2 separate regions of the Mus musculus genome follow, and region 1 is linked to region 2. Evidence: chromatin contacts called from ENCODE POLR2A ChIA-PET data. All regions are on one chromosome and are shown on one strand. Each heading gives the region's core, a stretch centred on a gene start or an enhancer-like site at or near the end of the contact. The rest is flanking DNA. Distances are from core to core; before and after follow the strand shown. Region 1 holds the start of P4ha2 (procollagen-proline, 2-oxoglutarate 4-dioxygenase (proline 4-hydroxylase), alpha II polypeptide). Region 2 overlaps Pdlim4 (PDZ and LIM domain 4).

Region 1 (3,878 bases), core at 1,118-3,617, 41 kb before region 2:
AATTAAGCTCTTGACAGATCCCAGAAGCCAGGGACACACCCCCCAGGCCTCTGCACACTATCGGCCAACGTGGCCCTAAGTCAGCCAAGGCCTTCGGTCCAGCCTCAAACCCTCCCAAGGATGTGGGAGAATGCAGTCAAAAATGGAAGCTTTCTCAGCAGACAAGGAAGCCCTCAATTCCCTCACTCCACGCAGTCCCCAGAGCTGCAGGGCCTCAGTCTCCCTCTGATGAGCACCCACACTAGGGCTCCTCCCTAGGCTCTAGGCAGCTGCCAGGGCTAAACAGCGATCTCAGAGAGATTATGAGCTGCCTGTGGGCAAAAAGAGCTCCTCCCCCACCGCCTGTCTTCTCCCTCATTCAAGCCCCAGGCCCAGTCTAGTCAGATATGAAGCACATGCAATTCAAGGAACAACCCACAGTCCATTGTACGCAGTCCAATCTATAGATAAGTAAGTCTCTCTGCAGAGCCTGTGACAATGTGGAGGGACTCCCAAAGGTCACACACAATGCTTCAGTTGAGTTGTCACCATATCTGCCTGCTGAGCTCTGACGGTAATAAGGAGGATCAATATGACAGAATCTTCAGGCTAGGGCCTCCAGCCAACTCACTCCATCAAGCAATGTGGCTTCACTGGCTGGGCCACACAGTGGACAAGCTCGTGTGAGGACAAGAAGGCCCAAGAAGAAAAGAATCCCAAGGTCAAACATTCTGTACATGGAGAGGAGCCGAGAGGCTGGCCTTGAGGCACACACAGAACCATATCGAGAGACTACACCCTGGACACTTCAGAGGCAGTGGAGATACACGCCAGAGGAAAGCCTGGTCAATTTAACAGGGCACTCAACCATGGGCTGACTTGGATGTGATATAAATTCAGAACAAGCAACAACTTGCAAAATCACCCTATAAATTTTGAGCTAGACAATAGACCTCTGCAAAGCTGAGAACGTTTGAGGATGTCAGAAGCTACAAAGTGGTGCACTGGGACCCTGCTCTTAGTTCCAGGAAGCTCTTCCATCAGGAGGGATAAGGTGTCAGTAACGAGATGGCCTGCATTAAGAAGCAAAATCCTTAAAGTGTCATTCTTCAGGGTAAGGATCCACTGTGTGGCCCAGTCAGGGAAGCCACGTCGCAAGGATGGAGTGAGTTGGCTGGAGGCCTTTCCCCAATGATTCTCTTGTACTGAGACTCCTTAGCGCGTTGAGAGCACAGCAGAGTTGCTGTAGGGGGCAATTCAATGATCTCCTTCAGCATAGTAAATGACACATTAGAATACAGATGACAGGAAGACCCACCTGTACTTCCCAGTAAAATCCTGCGACAGAAGTACCCAGACCCATGCTCACCTTGCAAGGGCTCAGTGGACTTTCCTCATGCAGATCTCTCACTGCTTGTGGGTGGGGCCCTTGGACAGCTATTCCCTAAAGCGGCCCTTTTCCGTTACCTTGATTCCACTACTGTACCACAGACGTGATACTGGCCCAAGCTTGCGGCCACTCAGGGTGATTCCTCAGTCCAGGTTCCTAAGTGACCAATCCAGTTTACCGGAGCCTCCCACCCCAGCCCATGTCTCCTGCCCGGAAGCATCCAGACATCTACCAAGTCCACACAGCCCAAACTCCACACTAACTCAGTACTTACCTTGCTGATGCTCTGGACCTGAACTTTCTGAGTCTTCCCTTCTGCCTGCCTCAGTCCTTGAAAGTCTCCAGGCACAGAGAATGCTCTATTTGTTGAATCAGTCAGCCAATCGCCACCGGTCTCTGAAACTGCTCAGGGAAAACATCAGAGGTTCGACAAGGATGTCTTCTGACAGATAGGAGGAGAGTTTCTGATTTAAGAGCCCATAAAACTGGCAGCGACCAAGCTGGTCCTTGCCAGGGTTGGGAGCCAGGGGTCTTCCTCATCCTAAGCAGCGCCGCCTTCGGGGCCAGGCGGGCGCCTCCGCCTTAGATCGGGGGGCGACCCCGGGGTCAGGTCGCCCCTTCCCGGGAGCCCGCCAAGTGTCCTGTCCGGCCCGGCCTAACAGTACCGGCAGGAAGGGCACCGCTGACCTCACCGCCCTAACCCTGGGAAGGGACGCGGGCGGGACAGGAACCCAGGCGGGTGCAGAATCAGGGCGCCGGACGCGGGGCACGGGGCTGAGGGACCCCGGATCCAGCTCCCGGCTCCGCGCAGAGCAGAACGCACCGCCCGGCCACCGGGACCCGAGCCCAGCCCGGCGACGACCCTGCGGACCCGCGCTCACCTGAACACGCGCAGAAGCCGGCGTTTCCAGAACCTCCCGCGGCGTCGCCCCGGCGCTCTCGGCTCCGCCCTCGTCACAGTCTCCGCCCGCTTGAGCCTCCGCCACGTCCCCACCTCCCGCCCCCCGGGCCCGCCCGGGCCTGGCTCCGAGCCACTGGAGCCTTCGGGAAGGCCCGAGCCGCCACGCGCTGCACGTATGCGATGCACACCTCCTTGCGCCGCGTGGGACCGGCACCAGGGGCGGCGCCCCCATCCCAGCCTGCTCCAGCCCTCTGTGGTCCCACCACCCCCACATCCATTACCACCGGCAAATTGCAGGAGGCTGGCGTCACTAAGATCGGGAATTGAGTATCCTGGGAGGGGAGTGGAGGGAGGGAAAAGACAAGGGTCTGAGATGTCAGCGCACCTCATCTCTCCAGATGACCCATCTCCAAAGCCTAACTGCTTCTCTGAGGGGCTCAGGCTAGCCAGGCTTCGGCTCTTCTGTAAATGTGAGAAGTTGGCGTAGCCTGGAGCATCTCATCCTAGGGCCAACCTATGGCTTATAACACAGGCCAATGAGATTGGACACCTCAACCAGCTCTGTCTGAGACACACACAGTCAAGAAGACAGGGAAGCAACCGACCTCGATCTGAACTGAAGGATGCTCTGGCAGCTGAGCAGGTTCCCACGCCTGCCCTGTAAGCTTGCTTCTCCATGAATGAGGGGAAGCAGTCTGAGAATCTCATCAGGGAGCAGAGCCCAGAACGGAGATGCCCGGCCTGTGGGACTGTGCCTGGAGTTTGGTGTGGATTTCCCTATAATGGCATGGACCAGGCAGACGGCCCAGACTAGGAAAGACAGACACACAGAAACAACTCAGAAAATACTACCTGGCCACTTGTCCGTGTCTGTGGCAGCTACCAGCCAAGAGCCCAGTTGAAACCATGCACAAACCTTTCTGCATCTGCTATGCCACAGAAAGTACAGTTTGCCCAGATCCTCAGATCCTCCCCATGCCCGCCCACTTCTCTGTCCGGAGTGGTCCTCCTCCTCCTCCTCCTCCTCCTCCTCCTCCTCCTCCTCCTCCTCCTCCTCCTCCTCCCCCTCTCCACAGGATCTTTCCCATTGGCCTATAAATACCTTCAATCCATGGCTATGGAAACATAACCCTCACCCCACTCTACCACCCACTGTGCATCTCTCCTTGGCCAACCAAGCAAGCAAAGTCCATCTTCTTGGCCTATCTCTCAGACCTTCTAGCTCCACAACAGCCCCCAACAGTTACTGTATTATGTTTATTGCTTTACCGTTGTTAAATCACCCTTACATGGTGTATGCTCTTTTTTATTTTTTTTTAAATTATCTTTAATCTTTTTTTTTTTTACAGTCCAGTTGTTATCCCCCATCCATTCTCACCGCCAACAGTTCCTCATCCCATTTCTTGTCCCCTGTCTCCAAGAGGATGTCCCCACACCCCCACACAACCCCACACTCCACCAGGCCTCCCATTCCCTGGGGCCTCAAGTCTCCTCAAGAGTTAGGTGTGTCTACTAAGGCCAGACCAGGCTCTGCTGAATATGTGTCAGGGGCCTCAGACCCGCTAGTCTGTGCTGACTGGATAGTGCCTGTGAGATCTCAGGAGACCA
Region 2 (4,242 bases), core at 456-2,955:
CGATCTAGGCATGGATGGAGCCAGAAGGCCACTGCTGTGTTGCATTTTGGGAATTACAGCCCCAGCATGCAGTGTGGCCACGGGACAGATGAGTGTCCATGGTCCATGTCACAGTGCCGTCTGACTTCCAACAAGTGCTTTATGCAGACCCCAAACCTCTCCAATCCTAAATCAAGGGCTGCCTTGTGACCTTGACACTGAGTAGTAAGGAGGTGCCAGGCTCTCTCAGTCAGAATGACACCCTAAGACTCTCCCTCCCTCCACCATCTCCAGTCCTCCCTCACACACCAGACTTGGGGCAATTTGACCACGTGGCCACCTAGACTAGACCCTCAACCCAACCCTCTTTCTACTGGGCTCCCTTACAGGCCTCTGTCTCTGCTCCCTGTTCAGCCCACTCCTCAAGGCTTATGCCTGGGCCCCAGACACATCCTCCACCTCTTTAAGAGGCTCTGCTGAGGGCCAGCCAGCCTAATGACCTGGCTAGAGTGAGGGACTTGGCATTCTTAGAACAGCTTCCCTGCCTCTGGTGCCCCACTGATTCTCCCACAACCTGAGATATGCAGGAAAGGCTTTGTTTCCTTCTAGACTTATTTTCTATGGGGCCAAAGTCAGGCTTCCAATAGTTCAAGTCAGATCCCATTGTACTGTAGATCAGGACCTTCCTCCTATCAACCACAACACTGCCATGATAGTCTTTATTGCCATCGCTTGTTGCTTTGCATAGCCCAACCTTTGCTTCTCCTTTTGTTTAAACAAGCTTACTACTCACCCGAGGAGCCCTGAAGGAGAGCCCACTACATGACTAAGCCCTCCGTTCTTATCTGACATCTTAGGCCACTCTCATGGCCCTTAGACCACAGGTTTGTGCCATTCTTGGGCAGGTATTTAGAAAAGCATCCAGACAGGGCATCCCTGGTGTGTCATGACTAGAAGTCAGAGCAAGTAGAAGACATGGTTGGAGATATTTTAAAGGGGTCACTCGGGAACCTAGCTGTGTGGCTAGAGCCAGGGCTGTGAGGAAAGGATTGGGCCCCAGAAGACTGTGGGCAGTGTGAACAGAGATGAAAGCACAGAATCCATGTGGACGTAGTGTCAAATCACCGAGCCATTGCGCTGGGTATGGTGGCACACTGGGGAGCAGAGGTAGGTGGGTCTCTTTAAGGTCAAGGCCAATCTAGTCTACATAGTGAGTTTCCAGGACACACAGGACTACATAGAGAGACCTTGCCTCAATCAATCAATCATCAATCAATCAATCTTCCCTGAAAAGGAGGCATGAGTGAGCTTCAACCCCAGTCATAAGACTTTGAGAGGCCTCAGGAGGCCTCTTGGTTAAGGAACATTATTTCCACACTCTAACCAGCCTTATTATACATCGCCTGCCAACCCAGGGTCCACACACCCTCCTGGCTTGCCTTCCATAGAGCTACTGAGTGGCAGGGCTGGGCCCACAGCCTTTAGGCCTGCCCGTCCTGCTTATGGCAGGTTTACGATGTTTTTCTCCCTCCTGAGTGGTGTTTGGCTTTTGGTTTCTATGGCGAAGCAGGAATTTCCTAATGGCCTGTTTCCCATCTGGGCTGGGCAGACCTCAGTGATGACTCTGCCTGAGTGGGTGGAGGCAGCAGGACGGGAGGTGCTCCCCCACAGCCTCCATTTCACCTCCCCGAGAGCCACTCAGGCCCCGGCCAGAGGCTACGGAGGTCAGAGGATGAGCCGACTGGCTCCCACTGGCTCCCGGCTTATCCATGTGTGAGGCCTGGCTTGCCTTGCTGTGCCCTGAGCCTCCTGGAGTGGAGTTTCTGCAGGCCACCATGAGGGAGGAGAATGTCTGAGGTGCAAGCCCTCTCCTGCAAGGTCTTTAGGAATGAGACCAGAAAGGCACCAGGCCACTGGCAGGAAAGGGAGCACAGCTCTGCCCCAGGAGGGTGACGACCTGAGCTGTGGCTTCTTGCTTCAGCAGACAGCACCATGCTAAAGAGAGGGGGAATGTTGGATATTTCTCTTCTCCCCCAGCTCTGGTTTCAGGCATGGGATGGAGACTAATAAGCAGACATATCTCACTATCCCAATTCCTGCCACAGGCCTGAGAATAAGAACTGGCCCAGTGCTCCTGATGACAAGGCTCAAGCACATAGGATCCACATTGACCCTGAGTCCCAGGTAGGTATAGACACTGCTCACCTGGCCCAGCTAGCTCAGAGTGAACCCAGGACAAGAGGCAGGCATGGCCAACAGACTTCAGTGAAATTCTCACACTGATGGTCAGACAGCCAGGGTATACTGAAGTAGACAGCTCCTCTAGGACATGCCTGCTTCTATCCCTTGCCCTGGAGCCCCTGCAGTGTGCTTGACCCAACTCCAGGCTAGCCTGCATTCTTGGCTAGGGTGCCTGGGATGGGATGGGGCTGGGCTAGGTCTTGGCTCAAGATCTCTCCACACAGAGCTGAAGTTTACTCCCACACCCAGAGAGACCCAATCAAAAAGAAGTCAGCAGGCTTAGAGAGAGATGAGGGTAGGCAGGTGGCTGTGAGGAATCAGGCTGTGGCCATTCCTGTCTTGCACGACCCTCATGCACTCTAAAGCTGGAGAGGTCCCTTTTCATGTCCCAGAGGAGTTGCAGCTGTCACACTGTCCTCAAGGAGAGAGAGCAAACCTGGCTGCACTGAGTTCTCATGAGAAGAGAAGCCAAGTGCACCAAATTCCAGATACCTAGACCATGCTCCACATCCCTGGACAAGGTCACTCCTGGGCTAATCTGTGATGTAGCTTGAATCCAGAGTACTCAGTATGAGAGGTGTGGCTTCTGGGCCTGCTCTTGTCTGCTCTCTCCACATGGAAGAAAAAGGACCAGGACAGAGAGACATTTCAATAAGAAGTCAGAGAGGGCTCTCCAGAGGAAGGAGATTCAAGTCCAAACCTTAGGACCCAGACAGAGCGGGTAGGAAGAGGAAATGCACCCCACAAGCACCTGAAGCCCAGGGGTGCGTGTGCTTTGAGATCAGAGCAGTGACAGGGGAGGTTGGTGAAGGCAGAGGGTGAGCTGATTTGTCCCAGACTTCAGCTCATCCCGGGAAACATTTGGATCTTAGTAGCTTGCTTTGTCTGAGGCCCTTCAGGCAGGGAGAAGAGAACAGATTTGGCAGAAGGAAAAAAAAAAAAAAAACAGGCAACAGGGAGCAGAAGGCGGGCGGGCTGTTCCTGTGAGACGCCTGGCTCCTCTCAGCATCAGTGCTGAAAGGGACAGGGCAGAGACTAGTTGGGAGCGGAGGGAGTCACCAGGGACTCAAGGCCAGTGGGCTCCAGGGGGCTCCCCTGTGGCGTTTGAAAGCTGGCATGGCAATATGCCTTTCCTTTGGGGTTGGGAGGCTGGGACTGAGAGTAGCTTCAAACAGGGTCTGGTGGCTAGAGCTGCAGGGGGACTTCTCCTGCCCCCATTCTTTTTCTCACAGTTTTTCTTCAAAGGCCAGCAGCGATGGTCCTTACTCCTTACTGTAAGGGGAGTGAATTTCCACAATCAACAGAGCAGTTTCCTTAGCTGCTGCCCCCCTTTTGTATTTAAAAGGTCGTAGGCTCCATGGGTGGCGACAAAAACACCCTCCCCGCCTCTGCGGGGCTGTGTCCCCAGGAGCACAGACACAGGGCTCATTGTCCCCACACTGCCCCCTCCTCTGAGTGTGGAGGTGGGGCTGGCTGGAACCATTTAGGGAGAAGAAAACTACACTTACCCCTAGGCCAATACAGGGCACCCCTGGCACGCATCCCCAAGAGGAATGGGTAACTGCAGCCTCAGGACCACGTTCTCTGCAAGGCCACAGAGGACCCTCTTTTCTCAGGGCCCTGGAGGGACAGAAGGCACACGGGCCGCCCAGGGTGGGAGAAGCATCTGGCTAAGAAAAGCTTTCTGGAGTAGGGGGGCCTTGAACACCCAGACTGCTGAAAGCTGAGATTCGGCCTAAGAAGAGATCCACCTGTTCCTTTGGGTGCAGCGTTTGCCTATGTCTGGTCACCCCTTTTTGTTGGCATTCTTCTGACCCAAGTACCAAGCTGTCACTCAGGGCAGGGGGCAAAAGGTTGTGTGGAACACTGCCACCCAAAGAGAGGAAAAAGAGGGGGAGGGCATGCAGGGATTCCCACCAACAGCCATCCAGTGAAGCACTTTGCGTGGTGTGATCAGTGTGGTCTTACTTCATCCCCTACTGAGGGGCTCTGATGGCTAGAGAGCCATCGCATTCTCCAGGG

What was found. ChIA-PET counts read pairs that join two places held with the same protein, here RNA polymerase II (POLR2A).
Region 1: POLR2A ChIA-PET joins it to region 2 with 11 read pairs in Patski. The contact joins the promoter of P4ha2 here to the enhancer-like site in region 2. POLR2A ChIA-PET finds 5 or more read pairs at or near these places in 3 of 5 experiments (Patski and embryonic stem cell).

What each region holds. Positions count from the first base shown.
Region 1 is chr11:54,099,413-54,103,290 of GRCm38, reverse strand. It overlaps P4ha2 (procollagen-proline, 2-oxoglutarate 4-dioxygenase (proline 4-hydroxylase), alpha II polypeptide), which reads right to left and starts at 2,367. Exons shown (of 16, transcript NM_001136076.2): 1 at 2,251-2,367; 2 at 1,644-1,771.
Region 2 is chr11:54,057,859-54,062,100 of GRCm38, reverse strand. It overlaps Pdlim4 (PDZ and LIM domain 4), which reads left to right. Exons shown (of 7, transcript NM_019417.3): 3 at 2,085-2,163. Among named protein-coding and RNA genes, the nearest start is that of Pdlim4, 9.0 kb to the left of the region's middle. RefSeq lists an enhancer at 2,686-4,242. Within about 2 kb of position 1,705, at least 2 of the 3 ENCODE cell types and tissues checked have a DNase peak (open chromatin) inside an H3K27ac peak, as active enhancers do.